2 separate regions of the Mus musculus genome follow, and region 1 is linked to region 2. The links are chromatin contacts, found by POLR2A ChIA-PET in ENCODE. All regions are on one chromosome and are shown on one strand. Each heading gives the region's core, a stretch centred on a gene start or an enhancer-like site at or near the end of the contact. The rest is flanking DNA. Distances are from core to core; before and after follow the strand shown. Region 1 overlaps Id3 (inhibitor of DNA binding 3). Region 2 holds the start of Eloa (elongin A).

Region 1 (7,240 bases), core at 2,124-4,623, 130 kb before region 2:
CTGTCACACATCTGGATGCACTCGCAGACCCATACATGAGGATCAGGGTGTGAGTCGGGGAGAGTGTATTTGTCTGTATTGGTGGCCCCCCAAGTCTCCCACATAACCTAGAGGGGCTTGGCACGGGGTACAGAGGCCTTTTGTTGGGGTGCTTTAAAGAGCACAGGCTGCAAACCAAACAGGGCTCAGTAAGAACAAGGTCATGGAGTGGCTGGCTGTGTGACCCTGGGGACTCAGCTGGGCCATAAGCATTCTCTTGCCCTACAATACACACTTCTAGCCCCAAACCCATCCACTGCCAGCTGGCCAGCGACCACCTTGATGTAGGGTAATGAGTTCCGCATGTGTCTATAAGAACTCAGCTCAGCTGCCTGAGCGAGCGTTCTCACAGCCTTCCCCCCCCTCCCAGCTCTGAGGTCCTCTGTGGTCTCCCTTCCTCTGGTTGTTCCTGGCAAGGGAGGCAGGGAAGGGGCTGGCCAGGGACAGAAGACAAGTGCCTTCCTGACCACCCTCTTCCAGAGCCTCTGAGGGGCTGTGCCCTCCAGTAGGCCCTAGCAGTTGCTATATAAGAGCTGTGGGTGAAGTCCTTGGCTTGGCGAGACTCCAGCCCACCCCATCCCCGAAGCAGGAATAATAATAACGACCCCTGCTGGCTGAGGGACACCTCTGTGGTTGGAAAGAGACCTAGGAGAAGAATCCAATCTACAAGGTCTAGGTTAAGTGTTTTCTTTTTCTTCTTTTAGCTTTTTGAGTCAGGGTTTCTCTGTGTAGCCCTGGCTATCCTGGAACTGACTCAGTGAGCCAGGCTGGTGTCAAACTCAGAGATCTTCCTGCCTCTCTTACACTCAGACTTTGTCTTTTATACTTAGACCATTCAGTTTTTCCTGTCCGCTGTTCTTGTTTTAAAACAGTTTGTTTTATGTGCATTAGTGTTCTGCCTGAATGAATGACTGTGTGTGAGTGTTGGATCCCCTGGAACTGGAGTTATGGATGGTCGTGAGCTGCCATTGTGGGTGCTGGGAATTGAACTCAGGACCTCTGGAAGAACAATCAGTGCTCTTGACTGCTGAGCCATCTCTCCAGCCCCCAGCTTGAATTTTTGATCTTTCTACCTCTGTCTTGCAAGTATAGGCATAACAGGTATTCACTGCCACAGCTGACTCCACTTATCTGTTGTTTATTTTAGAGGTTTATTTTCATTATCTGTGTAATATGTGTGCTCATGCCCATGGCTGCCACAAGAGGGCGCTGGATCCCTGGATAGGCAGTATGTGCTGGGAACCAAACTCTGGCTTTCTGGCAAACCAGGATGGTCTTTTTTTTTTTTTTTTTTAAACCGGTGGGCCACCTCTCCAACCCCTTATCTTTATTTATTTATTTATTATTTTTTATTTATTTATTTATTTATTTATTTATTTATTTATTTCGAGACAGGATTTCTCTGTGTAGCCCTGGCTGTCCTGGAACTCACTCTATAGACCAGGCTGGCCTTAAACTCAGAAATCCACCTGCCTCTGCCTCTCAAGTACTGGGATTAAAATCGCGCGCCACCACTGCCCGGCTTATCTTTATTTTTAAGATTAATTCTTGCTTCATATCCTAGACTGACTTTAAACTCAGGATCCTCCAGGCTCAACCTCCTGATGCTAGGCACATGACACCACTTTTTTTTTTTTTAATTCATTTCACGTATGAGTACACTGTAGCTGTCTTCAGATACACCAGAAGAGAGCATTGGATCCCATTGTAAATGGTTGTGAGCCACCATGTGGTTGCTGGAAATTGAACTCAGGACCTCTGGAAGAGCAGCCAGTGCGCCCAACCTCTGAACCATCTCTCCAGCCCATGACACCACAATTTAAGAGTCTTGTCTTCACCTCTAACTCTCTGAATGTCTCTGAGCAGGCCACATATGTCAATTCTGTGAGTCTTTCCATTCCTAACAGGTTTTAGACTTGTGAACAAGTAAGAAAAGGTATTGGGAGGGACAGCAGCTTGCTGCTAAACACACATGGCTCTTGGGTGGTATCCCTTGTACCTTGGACAACATGGGGTTCTATTGACAATAGGGCTTCAGGCCCAAGGAGGCTTCGGCCTGTGACATCTGGCTCAGAATAGCAAGATGCCTGTGAGGAGAGAGGTGTCTCCAGCAGGAAGGTAAGGGTGGCTAAAGTGATGGTGAGCCCGCACCCGGGAGGGATGGAACTCTGAGCTAGGGGAGGAGCTTACGGAAAGTTGCCCCTCCTTATGTAGCTTGTCAAAGGCAACCCCCAAATCTTGGCCTCCGGATGCCCTTATTCTGACCCCACACCTAGTCCATGAGGTCAGACCACAAACTATTACCAAAGTCAGTTGGAACCCCAGTTCGGCCCACCCTCTGACCCATCAGTGGGCTTGCAGACTGACCCCCCCCCCCATCATAATTACAACAACGACCCCTTAGACTTGGCTCGGATTGAATCCTAACTGGAGGGAAAATGATCTGAGAACTCTGGCATGAAGTAGGGTGTCACGGCCGGCTTCGGGCGGGGTTGGGGAGGGAGGACAGGGAAGCCTGGTGGCCAGAGGCCACTCTCGGAAGGTCGGCAAAGCCTCGTGCAGGGCATGTCGCAGGCGCCCGAGGAATGTGCGCTGCCTGAAAGAATGAAGGAAGGAAGGAGCAGGGTGCGATGCAGGCCGCCTCCGGGCCGAGTCAGGAAACCCGAGTTGGGGTGCGGCTGATGCTGCAGCGGCCTGAGCGCCGATGGGGGCAGCACGAGAGCAGTGGGGTCAGTGACTCGGTCGTGTGTGTATGTGTGTGTGTGTGTGTGTGTGTGCACGAGAGCAGTGGGGTCAGTGACTCGGCCGGGTGTGTATGTGTGTGTGTGTGTGTGTGTGTGTGTGTGTGTGTGTGTGCACGAGAGCAGTGGGGTCAGTGACTCGGTCGTGTGTGTATGTGTGTGTGTGTGTGTGTGTGTGTGTGTGTGTGTGTGTGCACGAGAGCAGTGGGGTCAGTGACTCGGCCCGGTGTGTGTGTGTGGGGTGAGGGGGGGTGTGGGCTCCCCCAGGCCGAGTTGGAAGCTGCAAGCCCTTGCTGCTGGCAGAGCAGCGGGGGCGCCGCGAGGCTCCGGATGGGCTGCGAGCCCCGCCCGCAGGCTGCGGAGGGAGCCGGAGCCAGAGTGGAGCCAGAGCTCAGACATCCGGGCGCCAGCGAACACCTGCGAGCGGCCCTCAGGGCCCGCGGGGGGCGGGGGAGCGCGGGCAGCGGGCCGGGGGCGGGGCCGAGCAGGGAGGCGGGGCCCGGAGCTCCGCCTTCCCAGCCACTGGGCCACGTGGGCCGAGAATCGGCCCGGCCCTGGCGCCGCGGAGCCGCTTCTTGCCTGGAGGCGGGCTAGTGGGTAGAGCTGCAGTTTTGCGGGAAAGCCAGAGAGAGAAGTTTTAAGGGTGCAGCCGGGGGGTGAGGGTGGGGGCCCTGGGAAAGAGTGGTAACCACGGACTGCCGTAACTACTCGGAAGACTTAAAATTGAGGAGGAGCGTCCCGTTCTGTGTACTAAGGTGGTGCACTGCCTTCTTGGAAGGCCACCATTACCATGTGTCGCAGACATGAATTTGAATCCCTGCTTTGTCACTTAGAAATATGTGGCCATGTGCTAACATATATGTGTGTGCGTGCAAGCGTGTGTGTGCTTCAGAGCTTCGAGATCAGTTAGGGCCTCTAAATTGCATAGTTCAAAGAGAGCCAGGAAAATATTTCACGTGTGGTCTTTTATATCCGAACCATACAATTTTAAGGGATGTACTATCATCCCATTTCATGCAGAACTAAGATTTGTTTTGTTTTTCTTTTTTTTTTTTTTTTTTTTTTTTTCCCCCAACAAGCTCTTACTGGGCTTCTAATTTGTGCCCCATTCACGAAGCCGTTGACTCGGGAAAGCTGTCTAAAGTAGAGAATGAGAACCCAGACTTAGATTCTACAGGAAGCTGGCTTTCCTAAATACCTTCTCCCACTTCCTTGCTGTGACCTTGATCAACTTATTCAAGGTACACACCTTGCTGATTAGAAAAAAAGATTAGGATGTAATGAAATGGACCGGGGCACCTGGTAGGCACGCCCATAAATGATTACAACAGCAGACTAACTCAGAGGTTTCTGACCTAGGGCTAAAGTGCTTTCAGTTTCTAATGACTAATGGATTGGCTAGATGGTCTAAGCTTTTGTCCGGGCCACCTGAACTGCTCAGCCCTGGGAGTCCTGACAAGCAATTTCCTTGGAATTAGCTTAATAATGCCTCGTAGGTGTGTGATGCATTTCAAAGAAGTTTCCCATCATTATCTTCAGTCCTTGGAGGCAGCTGGGCTCAGAGAGAAGCGGCTTGCTCCACTAAAGCTTTCAATCCCTCCTTGGTCATAACCTCTAAGTGAACAGAAGGCAGACCCCCTCAGAACTGTCACCTGGTACGAATGTGGAAACTGGCTCGCTGGAGGCATAGCCTGTAGCCTGCTGTATTCAGCCGATGCAGGATTGTCATGTTTGACGGGCTCTCTTCAGAGAACACAGCATACCTTAACACACAGTCCAAGATGGATGTCACTAGAGTATTAAATTTAAGGCAAAAGTTTTCTTATGTAGAAACAGGACCTCCAGAGGTGGGGGGCCTGCCATTATTCTGCGAAATTTCATGTGTGATTTCTGAAAGATGGTCATATCTCCCATTGGTTCATCAGAAGAAACCAGACAGGTTAAAAACCATTAATCAGACTGGAAGGACAACTGGCAAGGAGGTTGCTCCCCTCTCCTCCCCTTCTGCCACGACCCTGTTTCACCCCAGAAAGCTCACTATGGTTAATGCACAAAGGGTAATGAAATGTTTGTTATGAAATACAAGTAGCACATGCCAAGGCCGACACAGATGAGATCATATAAATAGGAATCCTGTGACGATGGGGGCCTGATGCAGCCCACCTGGGGAGGAACCATGTTGGGGTGGAGAGATGGGGCATGGGTTGCCACCTTGCCTTTTACCCAACTCCCAGGCCTGCCCCAGAAATGGCCAGTCTAAGGTCCCTTTCCTGCCAACCGCAATACTATACTCATTATTCTCAAACCCCAGGTCAAAGTTTACCAAACATTAAGGGAACTTGAGTTTCCCAGCAAGCCTACACCCTGAAAAGTGGCTGCAGACCTGAGGCAAGACCCTGGGTTTGGTTTTCCTATATACAGGGTCTTCCCGCGTAGCTGACCATCCTGGAACTCACTATACATAGCAATATATATATAGTGAGTTCCAGGTTTCAAACTCAAGAGATTGTGTGCCTCTGCCTCATGAGTGCTGGGATTAAAGTACAAATCACTATACCCCCCACCTCACCCGCAGGGTTCCTTTCTCCAAGTTTGGAAGTCTGGGGGGAAGGCAGACCAGAAAGCATGAAGTTAATGGAGGCAGTTTATTTAAATACGAAATAGTTCATCCCCACACTTGACCCCGAGCCGCCAGGAAGGTTCGCCCAATCATTTGCGGCATCCATCTAAGAGCTGCTGCCAAGTTTCAAGGAATTGAAGAAATAAAAAGATTCGGTCTCAGACTTGCCGGCTGTAGGAGAGGCTCCTGTAATTGAGAGTAGGATCATAGATCCTTGCTTTCAACCTCCAATGTTTTTGGGGATTCCCAACCCCAGCCCTTCCTACTAACCAAGCCACCCTAGCCCTCAGCTTCAGCTGGGAACTTTCTCGTCCCTAAAAGGGTATGCAAATCTGCCCGCCCCAAGCTCCTAGGAGGTGGCGCAAGATGTCATACACAAAGTGTTCAAAAATGGTTTATTATGCAAAATGTTAACTTTTATAAAAAGTTTAATATACATCACATGATTACAGAAAGTCACCTTCCTGTAAAAAAGGTACAAAAGCTATATACTCTATTATAGAGTTCATAATCAGGGCAGCAGAGCTTTTCTCCAAGGAAACCAGAAGAACAGCTCTTATGCTGCCTTGGCAGAGTGCGCAGGGCAGCCACTCGCATCCCCCCACACCCTCTCGACACCCCATTCTCGGAAAAGCCAGTCTTTTAGACTTGAGTCAGGGTGGGGACAGAGTGACGTTGCCCAGCTGCTGACCAGCGTGTGCTAGCTCTTCAGGCCACCCAAGTTCAGTCCTTCTCTCGGGCTCCAGGTCCAGCCTCGAGGCGTTGAGTTCAGGGTAAGTGAAGAGGGCTGGGTTAAGATCGAAGCTCATCCATGCCCTCAGGCTTCCGGCTGGAGAGAGGGTCCCAGAGTCCCAGGGTCCCAAGCGGAACGGGCGCCAGCACCTGCGTTCTGGGCGGGGGAGGAGAGAAGAGCGAGGGAGCCGTCAGTTTCCGCCGAGCGCGCCCAGGCGGAGGATGCCGCAGACTGGCCGGCGCCAGGGAGGAAACTCGGTCTCTACCTCCAGCTGATAACTCCGCTCCCCACACTGCCTCCACCCAGTTGGCGCCAAAGGACCACAGGCGGAGTCACCACTCCCCCTCCCGCTTAGAAATAACACTAGTGGAAAGGGGGGAGGGCTTCCTTTACTCCAAGGCTCATTTGGTGCGACCCGCGCGCCCACTTGCCCTGGGCTCTGGCCACCCGGGATGAGAAGGGACAGCGTGTCTAAGGAATGCACGTGATATTGACATAGGTTCTGTCGTTTATTCTAACTGATTATAGATAAGGCTTTTGCCTTTCAGTGGCTTGGCTTTTTCCCTAAACCGACTGAACCCTAAGCCTTACAATGTTCTGTCAAAGGCAGGATTTCCCATGCAAGCCTCCCTCCTCGCCCGCGCCAGGAGAAAGCTTACCGGGAGGTGCCAGGACGACCGGGTCAGTGGCAAAAGCTCCTCTTGTCCTTGGAGATCACAAGTTCCGGAGTGAGCTCAGCTGTCTGTGAAAGAAGGTTAGGAGACGAGTTAGCCAAGGGACTCGGGGACGCGATAGGGAAGACCCGCAGCATCCCTGCCCGCACGCTCAGAGCAGCCTGGTCTGGCTCCCTCTCGCACCTGGATCGGGAGATGCGGACCGTCCGGGGGTCCAGGCGCCGGCTCTGCCAGGACCACCTGAAGGTCGAGGATGTAGTCTATGACACGCTGCAGGATTTCCACCTGGCTAAGCTGAGTGCCTCGCGGGACTCCCGGCACCAGTTCCCGCAGGCGCGAGTAGCAGTGGTTCATGTCGTCCAAGAGGCTAAGAGGCTCCTCGGTCGACGGGCTCTTACCGCGGCCTCGCGCAATGGCCAGGCTACGTTCCGAC
Region 2 (7,095 bases), core at 564-3,063:
TGTGTGTGTGTGTGTGTGTGTGTGTGAGAGAGAGAGAGAGAGAGAGAGAGAGAGAGAGAGAGAGAGAGATTCATATGTGCCAGAATGCCAGGATGAGTGTGCAGAGGTCAGAGGATAGCCAATTCTCTCCTCCCACCTTTAGGATGGTCCCAAGGATAAAATTCAGCCATCAGCCAATTATCTGGTAAGCTCTTTAGCCACTGAGCCATCTCTCTGGACTCTATGTTTATAAAGTTTTATTTTTAGGGGGATGGTTTTTGGCCTGGATGTCAATTGGTTTAATCCAAGCACTCCGAGGCGGAGGCGGAGGCGGAGGCGGAGGCGGAGGCGGAGGCGGAGGCGGAGGCAGGTGGATTGTTGTGAATTGGAGGCAGGCCAAGGCTATATAGCTCAGGCTATATAACTAGTTCCAGGGTAGCCAAGGCTACCTACTGAGACAATGCCTCAACATTTATTCTTTCTTATTTAAAAGATTTATTTTTGGCATTCACCTTTAATCCCAGCACTTGGGAGGCAGAGGCAGGTGGATTTCTGAGTTCAAGGCCAGCCTGGTCTACAAAGTGAGTTCCAGGACAGCCAGGGATATACAGGTTTTTTGAGACAGGGTTTCTCTGTGTAACTCTGGTTGTCCTGGAACTCCCTCTGTAGACCAGGCTGGCCTTGAACTCAGAAATCCACCTGCCTCTGCCTCCCAAGTGCTGGGATTAAAGGCATGCATCACCACTGCCTGGCTCTTTTCTTTTCTTTTTTTCTTTTTTGGTTTTTCGAGACAGGGTTTCTCTGTATAGCCCTGGCTGTCCTGGAATTCACTTTGTAGACCAGGCTGGCCTTGAACTCAGAAATCCTCCTGCCTCTACCTCCCGAGTGCTGGGATTAAAGGCGTGCACCACCACGCCCAGCGGCTCTTTTCTGACAGAATCTCATGTAGTTCAGTTTGGTTTTTAATATATTATGACTTTTTATTCATTATGATTTAATTTATTTTTAAATGGAGCCAGGTGGTGGTGGCATACAACTTTAATCCTGGCCCTTAGGACGTAGAGGCAGGTGGATCTCTGTGAGTTTAAGGCTAGCTTCGTCTACAGAGTGAGTTCCAGGACCTCCAAGGCTACACATAGAAATCCTTTTTGAGAAAAGAAATAAAAAGAAAGAGAGAAAGAAAGAAAGGAAAGAAAGAAAGAAAAGAAAAGAATGTCACATGAACAGTCTAATAAAAGGGGCTGCTCTCTGATTTTGCAGACAAGGTGGTTAATAATGTGTTATTATTTTTATTTCTAGTGTTTCAAATTGCCTTGAAACCAGACAGCCTGGATTGCTTTCCCAAAATTACAATACCGTTAAGTTACTTTAAAATTACACGATTTCTTTTATTGCGAGGGTGTGTCACAGCTTGCAGGTGGAAGTCAGATAATTTACCTGAGTCAGTTCTTTCCTTCCACTCCAAGGGTCCCTGGAGCCGCGTCGGACCCTGATCACTGACTCCACCCACCCTTAGGCGAAAACGAGCGTATGACTGGAAAGGCGGTGCGTGAGAGTTAAAGCCAGAGTTTGGCTTGCAGAATACAGGCTTGGGGGCGTGGCTGGTTGCGTGGCTCTGGGTTGGGCGTGTCGGGGGCGTGACCTGTGCTGTATTCGACAGATCGCCGTGATATAGTGGGCGTGGTCTGGCGCGGGGGCGGGTCCTGAGGCCTTCCACACATACACACACCCCCAGCGGAGGCCCGGAAGGGACCATTCGCGCTTCCGTCTCCGCCGGGCCCTCACGGAGGGCGGAGTTGCGGCCCGAGGACGCGACGCGAGCCCAGTTCCGGCGAGGAGGCCGCGCCAGTGACAGCGATGGCGGCGGAGTCGGCGCTCCAAGTTGTGGAGAAGCTCCAGGCGCGCCTGGCTGCGAACCCGGACCCCAAGAAGGTGAGCGGCGGGCGGGCGGGCGGCGCGGGCGGGCGTTGGGCGCGGCGCGGGCCCTGTAACGGTCGCGGGCAGGGCGCAGTGGGGTTCTCCTCCGACCCGGAGCCAGGCCCCACGGAGCGGCGCGGGGCAGTGGGGAGTTCGCGGCCGGCGGGCGCACCCCGGCTGGGGGCTGAGGACTGGAGGGGCGGCCGGGCCTTGCGGCTCTCCCCGGGGTTCGGGCAGCCGCGCCAGCTGTTTCCCCGTTGCAGCCGAGCGACTCCGTCCGCTGCTTGGGGGTCCTGCGGCTCGAGGACCCCTGTGCTGTACCCTGCCCTTTAGCCGAGAAAACGGGGAACGCCTTGGGGTTTTTCGAGCTCTGCTCCTGGAGCTCGGGTCCTGGATGAGGGCGTGAGCGTGTTAACTCCGCTCTGACATACTGGAAGGTGGGACCAGGCTGTGATGAGCAACCATGTTTAATTGCACTTAACTACTTTGTTGCTCCTTTTTAGAAACTGTTACTTTTTAAATACATTGTATCCCCTCGCGGTCCCCCGGGTGTCTAGGCTTCTCTGAGCTCTACGAAGAGGGTATGGTGGGAATTAGAATCGTTTTCACTGTAGTCTCTAGCCGAAAACACCAAAGGGTGTGACATGGCTTGTCAGCATTCTAGCCTGGGCCTGAGGTTCCTAAAAGGTGAAGTGTCCAGCGAGCTGAGTGGAAGAGGAAGTGGTGGAGGGAGACAGCGAGCGGACTTACACATGCAATCTAGGTTCCTAGCCAGCACCAGCTCGGGACTTTGGAGGAGTTCTCTGCTCGACCTGTCCCTTCTCTAGTTTCTTCCTGAAATACCAGCTAGACCCAAGTGCTCTTTATAAGTGTTAATCACCATCAGAATTTCCAGTCAGGGACCCCATTCACTCTTCTTGTTCCTAGTTGGGTCACTACCTCTCAACCTCCGGGCCACTTTTTAACTACCCTCCTTTAGCTCAGAGATACACTTCTTCAGAAGCTGTTGTTATAAGTCAGCGAAAACGTAAATGTTTCAATTGTCTTGTGTTTTACTTTCTTTGGAGGCCTTGGGGACCTTTGGTCAGACATATTTACAAGTTCTTTTTACAATAACCCTTTGTGGGCATCTAATAAATGGTCATTATTTCCAAGTCCCAGATTGTCTTTCTGAACACTATAAGATTTGTGACTGACCTTAAAGTAACCACCCTCATTTTGTTGTTTCTGCCATCAGGTTAAAAAAAATAAAAATCCTCCATGTAATATAATATCTGTAGGGTTTTTTTCCCCCATTAGAATTTAAATTTTGGAATGGTCTATTTGTGCATGAAATGTCAAGTTAGAAAAAGGTTAAGTAAATTTTCTTAAACTCCTAATAATTATTTAAAAGGGTGTTTGGTGGTTTTTGTTGTTGTTGTGTTTGGTGTTATTGGCAGGGACTCATATGCTAACACTAGTAGGCAAGGCCTCTACCTCTGACAGCCCTAATTTGGCTTTTCATTTCCCAGAGAGAAAATTACCTTGGGGCTGGGGATGTATTTCAGTAGCAGCTATGTGAGCTCTTGGCTTCTGTACCCACTGGGGAGGGAGAACTGAATGTGTTGTGAAGAGAGAGGTGAGGAAACTGTTGAGAGACCCCTGTGCAAAGGACCTGAAACGTTGATATTCAGAAACACGCTGACTGCAAAGAGAAAATTGCAAGCCTGCACGCTGGCTTTCCAACCTCCTTTTAACATAGCAAGCTCTCACAGGTTTGTGAAGTGGCAAGATGATTATAGAGCAGTATTGAATTTGCAACCAAATCTTGCTTCCAGACCATTATTAGCCAAAAGGCTGATTCCACACCTGTGTTTTTGGGATTCCTGCTATTGGATTTTGGTGTTTTAAGTGTAAATTAACTATGTATTCACTCTGCCTTCATCTAGCCTCTAGGCTCACTTGTTAGAGACCTTACTGGGAGATGACTTAGCTTTTGCTCCTATCACTGGATTGGAAACAATTTTCATGACAGATAAAGTTAGCAGTCCTTTATCAGGTTTTGAGTGTAAAAACTATGAAGCCCATAGATTGGTGGTAGGTGGAGAATGAGGGGGTCACTGCTGGGAACTGGTTAGCTCTAAGACTGGAAGTGGAGAACCCAAGATTCCTATGTATGGGACTGTGTAAACTTTTGTTATTTCTGTCATCTGCTACCAGTTTTTGCTGGGCTACGTTGGGTTGACAGCGCTGGTTTCCATCTACTTGAGGATATCCATAGTCCTCTCTGCTTGTTGTTGCTTCATTCTTGGAAGTCACTGACTGAAAACTGGGGATGGTGAAGTCTTTTTCTCTTATATTGGGCTAAATCAGCTTGAACATCTCAAGAGTTTTCATTGTGTCTGCTAGACCAAAGGTAGGCCACAGGCAATACTCACTTTGCCAGTCTGTACAAAGCCTTGAGATCAACACATCCTCTTTGACTTCTGACTCCATTTCTCTCTCTTGGCTATGTAGTGGTCCTGTAATTGTGTTTTGTGACCTTTGCCACATGAACTGTAAGCTGTCAAGTAGCATGGTGCTGAGAAAGAGTACCTGCTTTCTTCTTTCCTGTGAAATACTCTGGGCATGAGTTAGGTGTCTGTGTCTCTCCTTTTAAGGACAGTGATATTAGTTTCTTGGCTTTTTAGGCAAGTATGGAACAACCCTAGACCCAGGTTCAATGTCAGCAAAATAGGAGAACAATACCCACTAGACAGGGTCAAATAAGACAAACTTACCATGATTCCGGGCACATGGTGGATGGCATATAAATGTCCCCTTCTTGGGCTGGGCAGTGGTGGCCTACGCCTTTAATCCCAACACTTGGGATGCAGAGGCAGGCGAATTTCTGAGTTTGAGGTCAGCCTGGTTTACAGAGTGAGTTCTAGGACAGCCAGGGCTACACAGAGAAACCCTGTCTCGAAAAACCAAATGGGGGGGGGGGGGAGTCCCCTTCTCCAGGGACCACCATTATAGGAGAACCACCCATTTTAACTCTTTCCAGTAACTCCAGATTTCCCTTTGAGAAAATGTTATTAGCCTTAACCTTTGCATAATGTTTCCTAAGTTGGATCATAGAGGAAGTGGAGAGTTTAAGTATAATTTTTACTTCATTAAGTTTCATATTCCCCAGATACACCACTGGGCCTCTTATACCCAGTCAAACAAGATTGTCACCTGTGATTCAATTGCTCTGCCTAGAGACAATGTTAAGTAATTATGGGAGTAAAATGACCAGAAAAACATACTTGTTGCTCCACCTTGTAGTAATATGACCGATTACAGCCTGGACTATAAAAACAAGTCTTGCTGTCTAATATTTAAAAATGAAGGTAGAGCCAGGCGTGGTGGCGCATGCCTTTAATCCCAGCACTCGGGAGGCAGAGGCAGGCGGATTTCTGAGTTCGAGGACAGCCTGGTCTACAGAGTGAGTTCCAGGACAGCCAGGGCTATACAGAGAAACCCTGTCTCGAAAAACCAAAAAAAAAAAAAAAAAAAAAAAAAAGGCAGATAGTTATCTATTTTGTTTTATGGTTTTTCTGTTTGTTTGTTTTTGTTTTTTTGAGACAGGGTTTCTCTGTGTAGCCCTGGCTGTCCTGGAACTCACTCTGTAGACCAGGCTGGCCTTGAACTCAGAAATTCGCCTGCCTCTGCCTCCCAAGTGCTGGGATTAAAGGCGTGTGCCACCACGCCCGGCTTATGTTGGGTTTTTTTTTTTTTTAAGGTTCATTTTTATTTTTTATGTGTATGAGTTTTACCTGCATATATGTATGTTCACAAGATGCATGCCTGATGCCCATGGAAGCCAGAAGAGGGCACTGAGTCATGGAGAACTGGGCTTACAGACAGCTGTGAACTGCCATATGGGTTCTGGGAACTGAACCCAGGTCCTCTGCAAGAGTAGCCAGTGATCTTAACCACTGGGCCATCTCTTGAGCCCTGTTTTTTTGGTTTTTTTTTTTTTGTTTTTTTTTTTTGTTTTTTAGAAAAAGATTTATTTATTATATGTAAGTACAGTGTATCTGTCTTTAGACAAGGAAGCCAGGTCTTGTTATGGATGGTTGTGAGCCACTATGTGGTTGCAGGGATTTGAACTCAGGACTTCTGGAAGAGTAGTCAGTGCTTTTTTTTCTAACCGCTAAGCCATCTCTCCAGCCCCTGTTTTGACTCTTTAAAAATTGAAATAGCCGGGCGGTGGTGGTGCCCGCCTTTAATCCCAGCACTCGGGAGGCAGAGGCAGGCAGATTTCTGAGTTCAAGGCCAACCTGGTCTATAAAGTGAGTTCCAGGACAGTAGGGCTATACAGAGAAACCCTGTCTCGAAAAAGAAAACAAGAAAATTGAAATAGTTGTGCATATATGTGTTCTATATGCATATAACCAAATAGGTTCAATCTCCTGTTGATTTATACACATGTATGTGGGTGCCCCCGGAAGCCAGCAGAGGGCATCAGGTGCTCTAAAGCTGGCGTAACAGGTGGCTGTGACGTGCCAGATGGTGCTGGGAACTGAACTTGGATTCTCTGGAAGAGCAACAACTGTTCTTTTTTTTTTTTTTTAAAGATTTATTTATGAGTTCATTGTCACTGTCTTCAGACACACCAGGAGAGGGTATCAGGTCCCATTACAGATGGTTGAGAGCCACCATGCGGTTGCTGGGAATTGAACTCAGGATGTCTGGAAGAGCAGCCAGTGTTCTTAAACCTCTAAGCCATCTTTCCAGGCCCCTGTTTTTGCTTTTGAGTGAGGATTTACTCAATATGTAGCTCAGGCTAGCATCAGACTTTGTGTGCTAGGGTTGGTTACAAGGGTATATATACTACCACAGCTGGCTCAGTTATCTGTTTTACACTGGTGTACCTGACCACACTCCCTGTATGGAAAGTGTTTATATGCACTTACCCATTCTTAGAAAAAGGCTTAGCAATCCTGATATCCATTGGAAATTCCGTAAGTAGGGATTGTCTGAGCAGTGTCTGGTCCAGGATCCAGGGTAGGACATGGAAAGAGTGTTGGCTGATGAGTGAGATGATTAGGGAGGAGCATGTTTAACCTTTATGGTGTTGCAGACACCGTGACTAAGCACTGCACATGGTTTGTCCCAATGAATCCTCACAGCTTGCAGCACATGGAGACTAGTTTTGATTTGCAGATGAAGTAATTAAGGTTCAGGGAGGTT

The links. ChIA-PET counts read pairs that join two places held with the same protein, here RNA polymerase II (POLR2A).
Region 1: POLR2A ChIA-PET joins it to region 2 with 15 read pairs in Patski. The contact joins the enhancer-like site here to the promoter of Eloa in region 2. POLR2A ChIA-PET finds 5 or more read pairs at or near these places in 3 of 5 experiments (Patski and embryonic stem cell).

What each region holds. Positions count from the first base shown.
Region 1 is chr4:136,143,929-136,151,168 of GRCm38, reverse strand. Id3 (inhibitor of DNA binding 3) reads right to left here. Exons shown (of 3, transcript NM_008321.2): 1 at 6,991-7,240; 2 at 6,793-6,875; 3 at 5,777-6,289. The coding sequence ends at 6,816. Among named protein-coding and RNA genes, the nearest start is that of Id3, 3.7 kb to the right of the region's middle. Within about 2 kb of position 3,373, at least 1 of the 3 ENCODE cell types and tissues checked has a DNase peak (open chromatin) inside an H3K27ac peak, as active enhancers do.
Region 2 is chr4:136,016,367-136,023,461 of GRCm38, reverse strand. Eloa (elongin A) reads left to right here and starts at 1,813. Exons shown (of 11, transcript NM_013736.4): 1 at 1,813-1,911. The coding sequence starts at 1,837.